Linked DNA regions of Homo sapiens: region 1 is linked to region 2. The links are chromatin loops, found by intact Hi-C in ENCODE. Cell type or tissue: breast epithelium. All regions are shown on one strand. Links, peaks and the distances in the headings refer to the core of each region. The heading gives the core; the rest is flanking DNA. Region 1 overlaps CARINH (colitis associated IRF1 antisense regulator of intestinal homeostasis). Region 2 overlaps SLC22A5 (solute carrier family 22 member 5).

Evidence for each region. Peaks named below come from ENCODE experiments on the same cell type or tissue, not always from the same donor. Only the 100,000 strongest peaks of a DNase experiment are listed, where the experiment ranks them.
Region 1: it touches region 2 in a loop (12-fold over the local background); 7 of 110 quality-filtered maps call a loop at or near these places.

Annotation. Positions count from the first base shown.
Region 1 is chr5:132,455,528-132,463,863 of GRCh38, forward strand. The region is part of intron 3 of CARINH (colitis associated IRF1 antisense regulator of intestinal homeostasis); the gene reads left to right. Among named protein-coding and RNA genes, the nearest start is that of IRF1, 31 kb to the right of the region's middle. RefSeq lists a silencer at 415-607 and enhancers at 886-1,556, 1,557-2,226, 2,154-2,383. In breast epithelium, for the core only: CTCF peaks have their summits at 4,870 and 5,069; a DNase peak (open chromatin) is centred at 1,134; H3K27ac peaks cover 4,987 bases.
Region 2 is chr5:132,394,398-132,402,674 of GRCh38, forward strand. SLC22A5 (solute carrier family 22 member 5) reads left to right here. Exons shown (of 10, transcript NM_003060.4): 10 at 1-1,215. Among named protein-coding and RNA genes, the nearest start is that of CARINH, 12 kb to the right of the region's middle. In breast epithelium, for the core only: no CTCF peak of the experiment used is centred there; a DNase peak (open chromatin) is centred at 2,344.

The sequences.
Region 1 (8,336 bases), core at 247-8,246, 61 kb after region 2:
ACCCCAGTCATTTTGCTGGGATTCTTTAAACCTTTCTTCGTGGCCGCCTCTGTCCCTGGCTGCCTTTCATCCTATGTATTTGTGGTGAGAGTGCCACATTACAGCACGTTAGCTTCTGATGTACTCTTTTCAAATGGCCAGCCCCGGTGACTCTGCCGGGCATTGTTTGTTTGCCACCCCCCCACACATCCCTGCTCCAGTTGATTTTCTGCTCTTTCCCACTCCTCCCAGGATTTGACCTTTGTGGATTCCATCAGCCAGGCTCCAGGTCCCCAAGCTTCCAGTTGGGTTTGGCCAATTGAAGACCCCTCCCCTGACCAGAGGTTGGAGGCTGGGAGGGGAAATGGGAGGTGCTTTATCCCCCCAGCTCCCTCCCTTGCCAGGTCTCAGGTCAATAGTGCCTGTGTTTTTCACCCTAAAACCACAGCTCCTGCCGGCAGTCCCCTCCTACTGGTCTCTCTGGGTTCCAGGAGCCCTCCCACCTCCTCCCTGGGGATTGGTGGTCACAGCTCCCACTGTTGCTGGCTGCAGGATGCTTCACCTTTCCTTGAGGGTTTCTCTTCATCTTGCTCACCCTTGGAAACGGTCCTTTCCTCAGTCTCTCCTGTTACCAGTGGAGTGTGCATCTGTTTCCTGCTGGGACTGTGATCAATACAGCAACCTTTTCTGATTTGCATCTAAAACAAGGATACTCAAGCAGAGAGGGTATCAACATTTAAAAAAATAAAACAAGAATAAATAGTCCCTGAGTGAGCCCTGAGAGACTCTCTTAGGCGAGAGTCTGGGTGTGAGCTTTGTGACTTCTCTAGGCTACGCAAGGGCTTTTGTTTGTTCATGTCGATGTTTTTAACTATAATGCAGATAATAGAGGGCAATAGATTAGTGACTTCTGTACTTACTGGAGTGATTTGAGAAGGAAAATAAGCATGTAAATCAAGGGAAGCCAGGATCACTCACTCTCCTGGTCCCAGTCAGCCCTCGTTTTTGTTTAATTTGTGTATTTCGAAGCACACATATCTCTAGGGAAGAAAATGAAATCAAGAACTCCTCCTGGCCACCGGTTTCCTGAAGCATGAAAAGGAAGCATTTCATAAATGCTTTGTAAAGAAGACAACAGGAAGGGGTAGTGTCACTGGCTGGCAAGAGCTGCTGTTGTGGTATTTCACAGACAAGGGAGGTGACGTGGCACATGGGGGCTGAGGTCCCAGCCAGAGGCCACACAGGCACAGGCCTCAGAGCCCAGGCCTCCCTCTGGCCTGTAGACCCTCAGCCCTACTGGACAGGAGGAAAAGGCCTAGGGGACATTGCCCCCATTTCACAGAGAGGAGGCTGAAGCCAGTGAAGCAGAGAGTTGCAGCTTCAGTGGGGAGACACTGTTATGCCCCGCCTGTCTTATTCATGCTTCTTTTACCTGTAGGGATTTTTTTTTACATGGCTACCCTTGAGTGATAGAGCCTTCATCAGCTTAGCTTGTCCTCTTGCAGCCTACGCCACTCTGTGCCCTTTAGCCAAGGAAGCCCAGCTGAGGCCCCGCAGCGTCCCTGCCCAGCAGAGCTACAGGAGGCCCGAGGCCCCTTCCTGTTCACTCTTGCTCTATAGACGCCACGCTGCAAAGCAGATGTGCAGGGACACCACCTGAAGACCCAGCCTGCAGCTCAGCCCTACACACTGTGGATGGTGGAGATCCCAGAGGGCCAAGAGAAGCTTATTGAGACTTCTCTGCACTGCCCCTCCCACAGCAGGAGGTTCATGGCCCATGCATTTCTGGGAGGGTTGACAGGGCCCAGGTTGTGGAATACCTGTCTGTGAGCCCCATGTCCTGTCTTGTCCCAGCTGCCTGTAGTTTGACAGAGTATGCTAGAGGTCAGCCATTGCTAGGGAGGCTGCCACTAACCACACAGAGAGGAAGGAAAATTCTCAGCCACAGCACTTAGAGCTGAGCCTGACATGGTCCTCAGCAAGATGTTGCAAGTTCCTAATCTGAACACAGAGGCCAGGGAGTAAGCATCATCTGGAGCCCAGAGCTGACTGTCATTACCCACAAACATAAACACCCTGAGTCTGGCCTTCTCCCCACCCTGCCGAGGTTGTCAGAGCCTCAGCACTGGCTCTGCCCTGGGTGGCAGCCCCTGGGAAGCCCAGCTGCCACCTCTCTACAAATGGCCCTGTAGAAGCTGTGCTCAGTGATCCACTTCCTGGGGGGGGCTGGGCCCACCTTGTTGCCATTACACCCCATTACAAACTGATGCAACCAGCTTTCAACAGACACTGCCAAGGAAGATACACATTACAACAGCATGCTGCAATACCTCTGCCTGTGCAAGAGACTGACCCACATCCAAAAAATGGACATCTTCCCACCCCAGTGTCTCACTCCACTGAGCTGGAAGTGGCCTTTGTCAGGACCCTGTGAGGTCTTGAGTGGATCTGCTTTTCCCAAGATATTAAACCAGTGACTTTAAATCCTGGCTGCATATTACCATCATCTGGGATATTAAAAAATACTGATGCCTGGATCTTGCTCCCACCCAAAGAGTCTGACTGAATTGATGGGGTTTTCAAACATTTTTTAAGTGTTTGTTGAAGGATGACATACATGCAAAAAAAAAAAAAAAAGCACAAACCATAAGTGTAAAGCTCAGTGAATTTTCACAAAATGAATTTACCCCGAGTAACCAGCATCCAAATCATGAAACAGAACATCACCAGCAACCCCTGGTACCCCTTCCACTTACTACCTGGCTCCAAAGGCTAATGTCCATTCTGGCTTCTAATGGTGTACAGTCATTTCTCCTGTTTTCAAACTTTATATGATGTAAATGGAATCAGGCAGTATATATCCTCTTGTTGTGTTTGTGAGATGATTCATCCAAGTTGTTACTTAGAGCTGCAGTTTATTCACTCTTCTTGCTATAGAGTATTCCACTCTATGGATATTCCTCGATTTATCCATTCTACTGTGATGCATTTTTGGATATTCGAGTTGTTATTTATAATTCGGAACTATTCTGACTATTGCAATGACATGCTAGTGTGTATTTTTGGAGTACATGTATATCCATTGCTGGGGAAGCATGGGTATGAGTATGTTCAGCTTTAGTACCTTATGCCAAATAATGTTCCCAGGTGGCTGTACCCATTTACACTCCCTCCAGCAATGTATGAGAGTTCTGGTTGCTTCACATTTTTGCCAACCATAGATATTTTCTATCTTTTTCATGTTAGCCATTCTGGCAGGTATGTAGTGGTATCACAGTGTGGTTTGAATTTGCATTTCCCTGATGACTAATACAGCTGAGCAACCTTTCATATGTTTGTTAGCCATTTAGATCTTCTCTTTGCAAAGTGCCTGTTGGAATATTTGGACATGAGTATTTTTAAAAAGCTCCTTAGGTAACTCTACTGTGTAGCCAAGGTGGAAAACCACTGAACTAAAACCACAAATTAGTATCTGCGTCTCCCTTTCTTCATGATTTGCCTTTGAACTTAGAGCATTTTGGATCTGAGAGGACCTCGTGGAACTGGGAAAAGATTATATTCACTCCCTACTAAGATGAGCCTGTCAGGAAGAAGCAATTGGAGCTGGCAGTTAAGAATCTTTAGGAATGTGACCTCTACTTCAGAAGGGTCCAGGGAGGGCCTGTGGTGTCCACAGCTGCCACAGACATTTCCTAACCACAAAAATGGCCCCTTGGTGGTCTCCCCAGAGCTCCAGGCAGTCATGGGGAGGAAGCGGAGGGCCCCATGCCAGGTACTTCCCAGTTTCTAGGCCAACATGAATGGGACACAGCTCATATGGGGTTGTGGTTAGACTGGGGACAGTGGAGCATATGTTCTGGGGACCTGGGTGTGGCCAAGGGAGGCCTCCTGTCTGTGGCCTTTGTCCCAGATTGGAAATCAGCCAGTGGGGCTCTCCTACATGGGTCCAGGCCTGGCTAGCTCTTGAATTCTGTGCGTTTGCATGTGGGTCCTTATGCATGCGTCCTAGAGCAGGGTCCCAGGGGGCCACTCCCCCCCCCGACCCCTTACTCCTCTAAGCTGGGAAACACGTGGCATGAGAGAACACACTGTGGCTTCTAATGACATCGTGTCTTGATTGCATCCCCATTGCATCATCTGGGCTCATCTCATCCCCACCTCTGGACTGTAACATCATCCCAGGGACTGCCGGACACTCATCTGTGCTCCCCCACAGAGAGTATAATGCCATTTGGTAATTCAGTACAGCCTCTTCCAACTTGAGAAAGAAGATGCATTTCCTTCCCTCAGTCTTGAGCTGTGCAGGTGTCACGCTGAGCTGCCCTGTGTGGGCTCCATGTTGGCACACATCGGTTGCAAGGGGCTCTGTGTAGTGAGTCTGGAGTTGGACCACTGGCCAGGCGCTGGGATGCTAGTGCCTGGACTGAGTGTGCACAGAGGCCCCTCAGGCAGAGCCACAGTGGGCGCTGAACCTCCTGGTGAAGTTCACCGCAGTAACTAGAGCTCAGTGGGAGGGGCTGGCCTATCAGCACCTGTCCTGTGTGCTTTTTGAAAAGAGCAGGGTCTACCTTCTGTCAACTGAAGTCCTGCCAGCTGCATGGCATGAGATGAGGGACAAAGTGGCACGTGAACAAAGTTGACATTTTGGAGGCTGTTAGGCTCAGAGCCAACCCTGGGCTCCATGTAGTGCCATGACTCATGGATTCAGGCCCATCTTGGAAATTGCTCTGGGCGTAGAGCTCTCATTTCTGATAGTCCAAGTGCAGATATTGGGGTTCCTCTAATTGGCCCAAATGGTGGCCTGCACCAACCAGCGACCAGAGTGCTGTCTGAATCTAGAATAACAGGAAGAACACGCCTCCAGCAGTGTAGGAGAGTTCCCCATGCAGTGTGCTTCCCATTCTTACCAGCAGTTGGTATCTTCTGTCTTTTTCACACTGGCCATCTGAGTCTCATAAGGAGACTCCTCTCCTTCCACTGAGCCTGCATCCCAGCCTCTCCCCTTTCTTCAGGGACCTCTCCCCAGCAATTACGCCCTTCCATTCTCTCAACCAGGGAATCTTCAAACTCTTCTTCTCCACTGGCTCCTGCTGTGCTCCTGTCTCCATCACCTGTATAATGCTTCCTGCCATCCTGCCTTCCCCGTGGAGTACAGCCATGCTGTCTGCTGCTTACAGCCAAGATTCTGGAAAGAAATGTCTCCTTTTTCCTCGTCATCAACCACTCATTTATTCAGCAAGTGTTTCTTTTACACTTGCCTGTGCTGGGCATGGCAGCAATGCAGCAGTGAACAAAACCATCAGCCCTGCTCTCATGCAGCTTATAATCAAGTAGAGAGACAGACATAAATGATTAATAGATGCTCCTGTAATGGTGGTTGTGAGGTGTGCTGCCACAGCCCAGCCACACACGCCAGTTCCCTTCTCTGCACATGTACATGTCTGCTCATCCTTCCCACCTGAACTCATGTGCCACCTCACTTATGCCCCTTCCCAATGCCGCACCCACACAACAGGGTGTCCCTCTGTGCCCACAGCAGCCCTTGGGTATAACTGTTCCCCACAGAGGCTGAACCCCAAGGGCAGAGTCCAGGCCACACTCACCACGGAGACCCCTGCCTGGCACAGAGCCCAGCCCAGCAGAGATGCTCAGAAGATGAATGAAAGTCCCTGCTGAGATTGATCCAATCTGTTTGTGAACATCTCTGGGGTCCAAGAATTCACGGCTTTCTTTTTCTTTAGAGAGCCTTTTGTTTCTTTTTGCCATTATATACTATATTTGGGTTAGGGCACAACAATGTGAATATACTTAATACTGAACTCTACACTTGAAAATGGTTAAGATGGTAAAGTTTTAAGTTATATGTATTTTGCCACAATTTTTTAAAATGCAGAGCATAGGTACAAAGAAGGAAAAAAAGGGGGCAAGGTCCATTTTATTGAGAAATAAAGAACAAAGGGTTCAATTCAGAGAGGATTGGATTTTAAAACGTAATTTAGATTAGGGAAATGCAAATGAAAACCATAATAAGTAAGATACCACTTCACATCTGTTAGGATGGCTATTTTAAAACAACAAAAACAACCTGAAAATAAGTGTTGGCAAGGATGTGAAGAAATAGATACCCTTGTGCATTGCTATTGGGAACGTAAAATCATGCAGCCTTTGTTGAAAACAATGTGGTGGTTCCTCAAAAACTTAGTTATCATATGATCCCGCAGTTCCACTTCTAGGAATATACCCAAAAGAATTGAAAGCAGGGACTCAAAGTGATATTTGTACACCAGTGTTTGTAGCAGTATTATTCACAATAGCCAAAAGGTGGAAACAACCCAGATGTCCATGACAAGAGGAGTGGATAAACAAAATATGGTGAATATGTACAATGGAACATAATTCAGCTTTAAAAAGGAATGAAATTCTGGTACATGTTATAACATAGATGAACCTTAAAAACATTATGCTAAGTGAAATAAGCCAGACACAGAAGGAAAAATACCAGATGATCCCACTTATATGAGGTACCTAGAATAGTGAAATTCATAGAGACAGAAAGTAGAAGGATGGTTGCCAGGGGCTGGAAGGAGGAAGAACAGGGAGATACTGCTTAGTGGATGCAGAGTTTATGTTGAGGGTGATGAAAAAGTTCTGGAGATGGATGGTGGTGATGGCTGCACAACAGTGAGAATGTACTTCATACTATGGAACTCTGCACTTAAAAATGGTTAAAATGGATGTAGACATTTTATGTCTATTTTGCCATAACAAGAAAGTAATTTGGGTGTATTTTAGAGATTTTAGAAAATACTGTAAGCACAAGAGGAAAAAAATTAAAATCATTCGCAATCACCAGGTAGAGACAACGACTGTTGAAAGATCAGTGTGTATCTTTTCATTCTCGTTCTCTCTCTCAAAAAAGTGTGTGTGTGTGTGTGTGTGTGTCTTCAGATGTCACACTGGACTTTCAGGAAAGGTTCCCCTCTCTGCTGCTTCCCTGCTGGAGCCATGGAGAGCAAGTCTATCCCTGTTCCATAGGTCAATCCTTTGAATGATTTCTCATGGCTGAGTTCACTCCCCTGCACCTCCAGGGTTGCACTTCTCTGAAAATACTCATTTATTTTATGTGTCTACTAAAAACATGGCACCCACGACCCAATAATATGTTGGAAGGGGTTGGAGAGAGAAACGCGAGTACCTCTCACACCTTCTCACACACTACACATCTTAGCGATGGCCGAGTGAGCATGTTGGCTCTCTGGACTCCTCAGTCTGTTGGTCTGGGCTGCGCCAGGCTCAGGCTCCCTGCCTCCCCCCCAACCTTGATCCCCTTGCTTCTTGAACCTGATGCTGGGCCTCACATTCTCCGTTGATTCTAGCTCTTAAATCCTGCTTCTCCAGCTTGTCAGGAGGCTGTGCCCTCACACCCCAAAGAGCAGATCTGCCCTCTCCACTGAGAGGGAAGGAGTGAAGGTCCCACAGCCTCTGACCCCTGCTGGGCCCAAGAGAGGAACAGCTGCTTGCTTTATTTCTCGTGGGAGAAGTGTGTCTCCTCTTTGTCTCAGGCACCCCTCTGCCCTGTACAGCAGCAAGTCAGCAGGAATGAGCTGAGCCGCCCAAGTAGTGGCTCCCTCCACTATGGGGGCTCTGTGGTCCTGGGGGCTGTCCTGCCTCCACTGCCATAGGCCTGGCCCCAGAGCATGCTGCAGTGGTCACAACCTGTGGAGGTGCCCCCAGACCCCCATATTTGGGCCCAACTACAGCCTCCTTCCCCAGCTTTGCCACCTGGCTTGGGAGCCAGGGCACCACCAGCTTCACTGGCAGGGAGAGATGAAGAAAGAGGCCATAGCCACGCAAGTGACTGAAGTTCATGTTCGTGCACACCAATTAGAGAGGGACAGCACGTTCATTTACCTCCAAATCCAGCCACAGACACATCGCCCTTTTCTCTTGGCTCTGAGGCCTCCACAGAAGGGTTTTTTAAGGTTGCAGCCAGGACCTTTATAGCCTAGTCCTGAGAAGATTATCTTTTTATTGCAACTTTGATTAATGATTGATCAAAAACTGATACTAGAAACACTGAAGAACAAATTTGCTGTAGACATTAGGAAAGGTCTACATCTGGCAGGCCTGGAGACCTGCCCACCCTCTCCCCCCACGGTCAAACCAGGGCAAAGGTACATTGGAAGACCCAACCCCTACACACTCTTACACGTGCACTCGCACACACACACTGAGGGGAAAGAAATATTTAATTGTCCTTAAATCCTCTTGGATTAGGCTATAAATTGCAAATAAATGGAGCAACAGACAGAGCAAAAGCACATAAGGTCCTTTAATAGAATTTCTCTATCTTATTC
Region 2 (8,277 bases), core at 8-8,007:
GACTTGCTCCTGGATGGGCACCCACACTCAGAGGCTACATATGGCCCTAGAGCACCACCTTCCTCTAGGGACACTGGGGCTACCTACAGACAACTTCATCTAAGTCCTAACTATTACAATGATGGACTCAGCACCTCCAAAGCAGTTAATTTTTCACTAGAACCAGTGAGATCTGGAGGAATGTGAGAAGCATATGCTAAATGTACATTTTAATTTTAGACTACTTGAAAAGGCCCCTAATAAGGCTAGAGGTCTAAGTCCCCCACCCCTTTCCCCACTCCCCTCTAGTGGTGAACTTTAGAGGAAAAGGAAGTAATTGCACAAGGAGTTTGATTCTTACCTTTTCTCAGTTACAGAGGACATTAACTGGATCATTGCTTCCCCAGGGCAGGAGAGCGCAGAGCTAGGGAAAGTGAAAGGTAATGAAGATGGAGCAGAATGAGCAGATGCAGATCACCAGCAAAGTGCACTGATGTGTGAGCTCTTAAGACCACTCAGCATGACGACTGAGTAGACTTGTTTACATCTGATCAAAGCACTGGGCTTGTCCAGGCTCATAATAAATGCTCCATTGAATCTACTATTCTTGTTTTCCACTGCTGTGGAAACCTCCTTGCTACTATAGCGTCTTATGTATGGTTTAAAGGAAATTTATCAGGTGAGAGAGATGAGCAACGTTGTCTTTTCTCTCAAAGCTGTAATGTGGGTTTTGTTTTATTGTTTATTTGTTTGTTGTTGTATCCTTTTCTCCTTGTTATTTGCCCTTCAGAATGCACTTGGGAAAGGCTGGTTCCTTAGCCTCCTGGTTTGTGTCTTTTTTTTTTTTTTTTTAAAACAGAATCACTCTGGCAATTGTCTGCAGCTGCCACTGGTGCAAGGCCTTACCAGCCCTAGCCTCTAGCACTTCTCTAAGTGCCAAAAACAGTGTCATTGTGTGTGTTCCTTTCTTGATACTTAGTCATGGGAGGATATTACAAAAAAGAAATTTAAATTGTGTTCATAGTCTTTCAGAGTAGCTCACTTTAGTCCTGTAACTTTATTGGGTGATATTTTGTGTTCAGTGTAATTGTCTTCTCTTTGCTGATTATGTTACCATGGTACTCCTAAAGCATATGCCTCACCTGGTTAAAAAAGAACAAACATGTTTTTGTGAAAGCTACTGAAGTGCCTTGGGAAATGAGAAAGTTTTAATAAGTAAAATGATTTTTTAAATAACAGCAACTGCCTAGAATCTTTATTTCTAGAATTTAGTGAGCCTGTGCCACACTGTCATCTGCCTTTTCTCTGTATCAGCTTGGGCTAATTCTAGCAATGGTTGGGATTAATCTCTAAGACTAAGATTTGATTCTTGTGCACTAGAATTCTTCACTTTATTAATTGACTATGGGCTGAGCCAGCCTTCTTGCACAAATGTATCTTGGGTTCCCTTGAAAGTAGAGACTGAGACAAGTGCTTCTGTGCAGTTAAGCAGTTTATGCTTTGGGGACAAGATTCCAGGGAGCAGCAATAAAGGACAGGAGGAGAACAGGGAAGGAGGGAGGCTGAATACAAAGATGCATTTTCAGGTTGACTAGCACCAAAGGCAGGGATGCTCCATCCAGCAAGGACTTCAGAAGAAGCTTATGAAATGCATCTCAACACCATCTGTACCTTGAGTAAAAGGGGGAAGCATTTCTCTGTTGGCATCCATTTGTAAAGGCAGCCCACAGGTGTCAGCTCCACATGTTTCCAGGCTGCACATGCATGAGTCCCAAATAAGTTCTGTCCCGTGGGTAGAAAGCAAGAGAGAATACATTGCAGGGCTGAAGTAGGGGTTGCCAGAGCCCATCAGAACTGGTCACTGCAACAGTGGCTGGAGTAAGTGGTGGGCTGAGAGGATTGGGGGTTGAGTGTGGTGCACAAGAGGTGTCTTAATCTATATACAATTTGCACAGGGCATTTTGGGCTAGAAGGTGTGGATGGACCTGGGTAAAAAGCTCCAGTGTTGGATAGAAACTCAAGGGCATGTTGCATAACAAAACAAGCAGCATCAAACTTGGGGGAGAAGGAAGGCAGCACGTCTTCTGGAACACTGTTGGCTTCTCCACTCTCCTCAAACATGGTTCTGTGCTGGACTACTGATTAACTGTCTTCCCAGGGGCTCTAGAATCTGAATTGCAGTTCTGTCTACCCATTGTCCTGTAGCAGGAGTGAATAGTTTCTGCATTTTCTCTCTTATTCTCCATGCCACTGATTCCAGTCATTTGTGGCCTTCTGAGGGCAAAAACCATAATTACCTGAATGCTTAGAGCTCTTCATGTGGTGAGGCAAGAGCCCAAGTCACTTCCAGGGTTGAGCCAAGCATGTGGAATTCCAAGTCCTCTGTCTAAGCCTGTTGGATTCGTGTGTGGCTTGTTTCCCTTAGAGCCATGACTTTGGGAAGACTGAGTGTGTTATCAGACCAAGGATCTCCTCTGCTCCAGGAGAGAGGCATACACAAACTGTAGCCACAGGGGCAGAGTTGGTGAGTGATGAGGTGTTCAGTTAATGTGTATAACTAGAAACCAGCATACCCACAGAAATATAAAAGACAAAGAAAAGGAGGTGGAGGAACAACCCAGATTTTCTTAAAAACCAGTTTCCTGCCACAGATCAAAGTAAAGGCAAAGATTTGCCATACCATCTTTTCCTATTCTTGGAAACTAGTTCTTATCTCTGTCAGGGTTCCCTGAACATTCTCATGGATTCCATAAGGCTGTTGTTTGTCAAAGAGAATTATTCTGCTTAATACCTGGTCTAAGTGACGGTCAATGAGGTGGGCACAAGACCCTATTCCCTGCCAGGTAGTAAATAGCACAATAGAACTTTCTTCTGGGGGTTTGTCTTTTAATTCTTTTCCTAAAGGGCTTTTAGGCTGATAGAGGCTTGATGCAATGCACTGGCAACACCTTATGTTCTATGCCATTGCTTTAAAAGCACTTTGGAAAATAAAATCTCATGAGATTAACAGAGGATGCACTGATGACAGACACAGGTTTCTCAGCAGAAATCATGTTTTGGAGCTCTCAGGCAGACCCACCCCTGAAGGTGTCACCTCATGAAGAAGGGACATAACCTCAGGGACAGAGTTCTGTAAGAAGCCGCCAGAGACACTGGGACATCATCTGTCTGTTGCGCCAGCCAGAGGGCAGCAGCCAGGCCCCTGACTGGCTCTTTACCTGGGAATAAGTCTCACAAAAGACTTCTCATAGAGGAAGTGTGAGGATACACTCCACATCAAGGATAAGACTGCTAAATACTAATACACAGTGATATTGGTATTTTGCATGGTTCGTCTACTGAAGAGATTTGAAACTTAATGCTCATGCAACCCCTGATTATGAGCAAAATAGTTCTGAAAATTCTAAATGTCCTCATAGAATTGCCCCCCACCCCATGCCAAACAAATGAGCACTAAAAACGTAAAAGCCCCAGGAACAGCTCTGGTCTGGAGCTCCTAGCGAGATCAACGCAGAAGGTGGGTGATTTCTGCATATCCAACTGAGGTACCCGGCTCATCTCGTTGGGACTAGTTAGACAGTGGGTGCAGCCCACGGAGGGCAAGCCAAAGCAGGGTGGGGCATCGCCTCACCCAGGAAGTGCAAGGGGACAGGGAACTCCCTCCCCTAGCCAAGGGAAGCCATGAGGGACTGTGCCATGAGAAACAGTGCACTCTGGCCCAGATACTATGCTTTTGCCACAGTCTTCGCAACCCGCAGACCAGGAGATTCCCTTGGGTGCCTACATCTCCAGACCCTGGGTTTCAAGCACAAAACAGGGCGGCCATTCGGGTAGACACCAAGCTAGCTGCAGGAGTTTTTTTTCATACCCCAGTGATGCCTGGAACACCAGTGAGACAGAACCATTCACTCCCCCGGAAAGGGGGCTGAAGCCAGGGAGCCAGGTGGTCTTGCTCAGCGGATCCCACCCCCATGGAGCCCAGCAAGCTAAGATCCACTGGCCTGAAATTCTTGCTGCCAGCACAGCTGTCTGAAGTCAACCTGGGACTCTTGAGCTTGGTGGTGGGAGGGGCGTCCACCATTACTGAGGCTTGAGTAGGCAGTTTTCCCCTCACAGTGTAAACAAAGCCCCCAGGGACTGCAGTCTGGCAAAGCCGCTGTAGCCAGACTGCCTCTCTAGATTCCTCCTCTCTGCGCAGGGCATCTCTGAAAGAAAGGCAGCAGCCCTAGTCAGGGGCTTATAGATAAAATTCCCATCTCCTTGGGACAGAGCACCTGGGGGAAGGGGCAGCAGTGGGTGCAGCTTCAGCAGACTTAAATGTTGTGCCTGCCGGCGCTGAAGAGAGCAGCGGATCTCCCAGCACAGCACTTGAGCTCTGCTAAGGGACAGACTGCCTCCTCAAGTGGGTCCCTGACCCCCGAGCCTCCGAACTGGGAGACACCTCCCAACAGGGGTCGACAGACACCTCATACAGGAGAGCTCTGGCTGGCATCTGGGGGGTGCCCCTCTGGGACGAAGCTTCCAGAGGTAGGAACAGGCAGAAATTTTTGCTGTTCTGCAGCCTCTGCTGGTGATACCCAGGCAAACAGGGTCTGGAGTGGATCTCCAGCAAACTCTAGCAGTCCTGCAGCAGAGGGGTCTGACTATTAGAAGGAAAACTAGCAAACAGGAACAGCATCAACATCAACATCAAGAAAACGGACGTCCACACAAAAACCCCATCCGAAGGTCACCAACATCAAAGACCAAAGATAGATAAATGCACTAAGATGAGGAAAAACCAGTGCAAAAAGGCTGAAAATTCCAAAAACCAGAACGCCTCTTCTCCTCCAAAGGACCACAACTCCTCGCCAACAAGGGAACAAAACTAGACGGAGAATGAGTTTGACGAAATGACAGCCTTCAGAAGGTGGGTAATAACAAACCCCCTGAGCTAAAGGAGCATGTTCTAACCCAGTGCAAGGAAGCTAAGAACCTTGAAAAAAGGTTAGAGGAATTACTAACTAGAATAACCAGTTTAGAGAAGAACATAAACGACCTGATAGAGCTGAAAAACACACACAAGAACTTTGTGAAGCATACACAAGTATCCATAGCTGAATCAATCTAGCGGGAGAAAGGATATCAGAAATAAAGCGTGAAGACAAGATTAGAGAAAAAAGAATGAAAAGGAACGAACAAAGCCTCCAAGAAATATGGGACTATGTGAAAAGACCAGACCTAGGTTTGATTGGTGTACCTGAAAGTGACAGGGAGAATGGAACCAAGTTGGAAAACACTCTTCAAGATATTAACCAGGAGAACTTCCCCAACCTAGCAAGGCAGGCCAACATTCAAGTTCAGGAAATACAGAGAACACCATAAAGATACTCTTCAAGAAGAGCAACCCCAAGACACATAATTGTCAGATTCACCAAGGTTGAAATGAAGGAAAAAATGTTAAGGGCAGCCAGAGAGAAAGGTTGGGTTACCCACAAAGGGAAGCCCATCAGACTAACAGTGGATCTCTCTGCAGAAACCCTATAAGCCAGAAGAGAGTGGGGGCCACTATTCAATATTCAATATTCTTAAAGAAAAGAATTTTCAACCCAGAATTTCATATCCAGCCAAACTAAGCTTCATAAGTGAAGGAGAAATAAAATCCTTTCCAGACAAGCAAATGCTGAGAGATTTTGTCACCACCAGGCCTGCCTTAAAGAGCTCCTGAAGGAAGCACTAAACGTGGAAAGGAACAACTTGTACCAACCACTGCAAAAACACGCCAAATTGTAAAGACCATCAATGCTAGGAAGAAACTGCATCAACTAACGAGCAAAACAACCAGCTAACATCATAATGACAGGATCAAATTCACACATAACAATATTAACCTTAAATGTAAATGGACTAAATGCCCCAATTACAAAACACAGACTGGCAAATTGGATAAAGAGTCAAGACCCATCAGTGTGCTGTATTCAGAAGACCTATCTCATGAGCAAAGACATATATATTGTCTCAAAATGAAGGGATGGAGGAAGATCTACCAAGCAAATGGAAAACAAAAGCAGGGGTTGCAATCCTAGTTTCTGATAAAAACAGACTTTAAACCAACAAAGATCAAAAGAAACAAAGAAGGCCATTACATAATGGTAAAGGGATCAATTCAACAAGAAGAGCTAACTATCCTAAATATATATGCAGCCAATATAGGAGCACCCAGATTCATAAAACAAGTCCTTAGAGACCTACAAAGAGACTTAGACTCCCACACAATAATAATGGAAGACTTTAATACCCCACTGTCAATATTAGACAGATCAATGAGACAGAAAATCAACAAGGATATCCAGGACTAGAACTCAGCTCTGCACCAAGTGGACCTAATAGACATCTACAGAACTCTCCACCCCAAATCAACAGAATATACATTCTGCTCAGCACCACATCACACTTATTCTAAAATTGAACACGTAATTGGAAGCAAAGCACTCCTCAGCAAATGTAAAAGTACAGAAATCACAACAAACTGTCTCTCAGACCACAGTGCAATCAAATTAGAACTCAGGATTAAGGAACTCACTCAAAACTGAACAACTACATGGAAACTGAACAACCTGCTCCTAAATGACTACTGGATGAATAACGAAATGAAGGGAGAAATAAAGATGTTCTTTGAAAACAATGAGAACAAAGATACAACGCACCAGCATCCCTGGGACACATTTAAAACAGTGTGTAGAGGGAAATTTATGCACTAAATGCCCACAAGAGAAAGCAGGAAACATCTAAAATCAACACCCTAACATCACAATTAAAAGAACTAGAGAAGCAAGAGCAAACAAATTCAAAAGCTAGCAGAAGGCAAGAAATAACTAAGATCAGAGCAGAACTGAAGGAGATAGAGACATAAAAAACCCTTCAAAAAAAATCAATGAATCCAGGAGCTAGTTTTTTGAAATGATCAACAAAATTGATAGACCGCCAGCAAGACTAATAAAGAAAAAAAGAGAGAATAATCAAATAGACACAATAAAAAATGATAAAGGGGATATCGCCACCAATCCCACAGAAATACAAACTACCATCAGAGAATACTTTAAACACCTCTACGGAAATAAACTAGAAAATTTAGAAGAAATGGATAAATTCCTGGACACGTACACCTTCCCTAGACTAAACCAGGAAAAAGTTGAATCTCTGAATACACTAATAACAGGCTCTGAAATTGAGGCAATAATTAATAGCCTATCAACCAAAAAAAGGCCAGGACCAGACAGATTCACAGCCAAATTCTACCAGAGGTACAAAGAGGAGCTGCTACCATTTCTTCTGAAGCTATGCCAATCAATAGAAAAAGAGGGAATCCTCCCTAACTCATTTTATGAGGCCAGCATCATCCTGATACCAAAGCCTGGCAGAGACACAACAAAAAAAGAGAATTTTATATCAATATCCCTGATGAACATCGATGCAAAAATCCTCAATAAAATACTGGCAAACTGAATCCAGCAGCACATCAAAAAGCTTATCCACCATGATCAAGTTGGCTTCATCCCTGGGATGCAAGGCTGGTTCAACATACACAAATCGATAAACGTAATGCATCATATAAACAGAACCAATGACAAAAAACACATGATTATCTCAATAGATGCAGAAAAGGCCTTTGACAAAATTCAACAGCCCTTCATGCTAAAAACTCTCAATAAACTAGGTATTGATGGAATGTATCTCAAAATAATAAGAGCTATTTATGACAAACCCACAGCCAATATCATAATGAATGGGCAAAAACTGGAAGCATTCCCTTTGAAAACCAGCACAAGACAAGGATGCCCTCTCTCACCACTCCTATTCAACATGGTGTTGGAAGTTCTGGGCAGAGCAATCAGGCAAGGGAAAGAAATAAAGGGTATTCAATTAGGAAAAGAGGAAGTCAAATTGTCCCTGTCTGCAGATGACATGATTGTATATTTAGAAAACCCCATCATCTCAGCCCAAAATCTCCTTAAGTTGATAAACAACTTCAGCAAAGTCTCAGGTTAGAAAATCAATGTGCAAAATTCACAAGCATTCCTATACCCCAATAACAGATAAACAGCCAAATCATGAGTGAACTCCCATTCACAATTGCTACAAAGAGAGCAAAATACCTAGGAATCCGACTTACAAGGGATGTGAAGGACCTCTTCAAGGAGAACTACAAACCACTGCTCAGTGAAATAAAAGAGGACACAAACAAATGGAAGAACATTCCATGTTCATGGATAGGAAGACTCAATATCGTGAAAATGGCCATACTGCCCAAGGTAATGT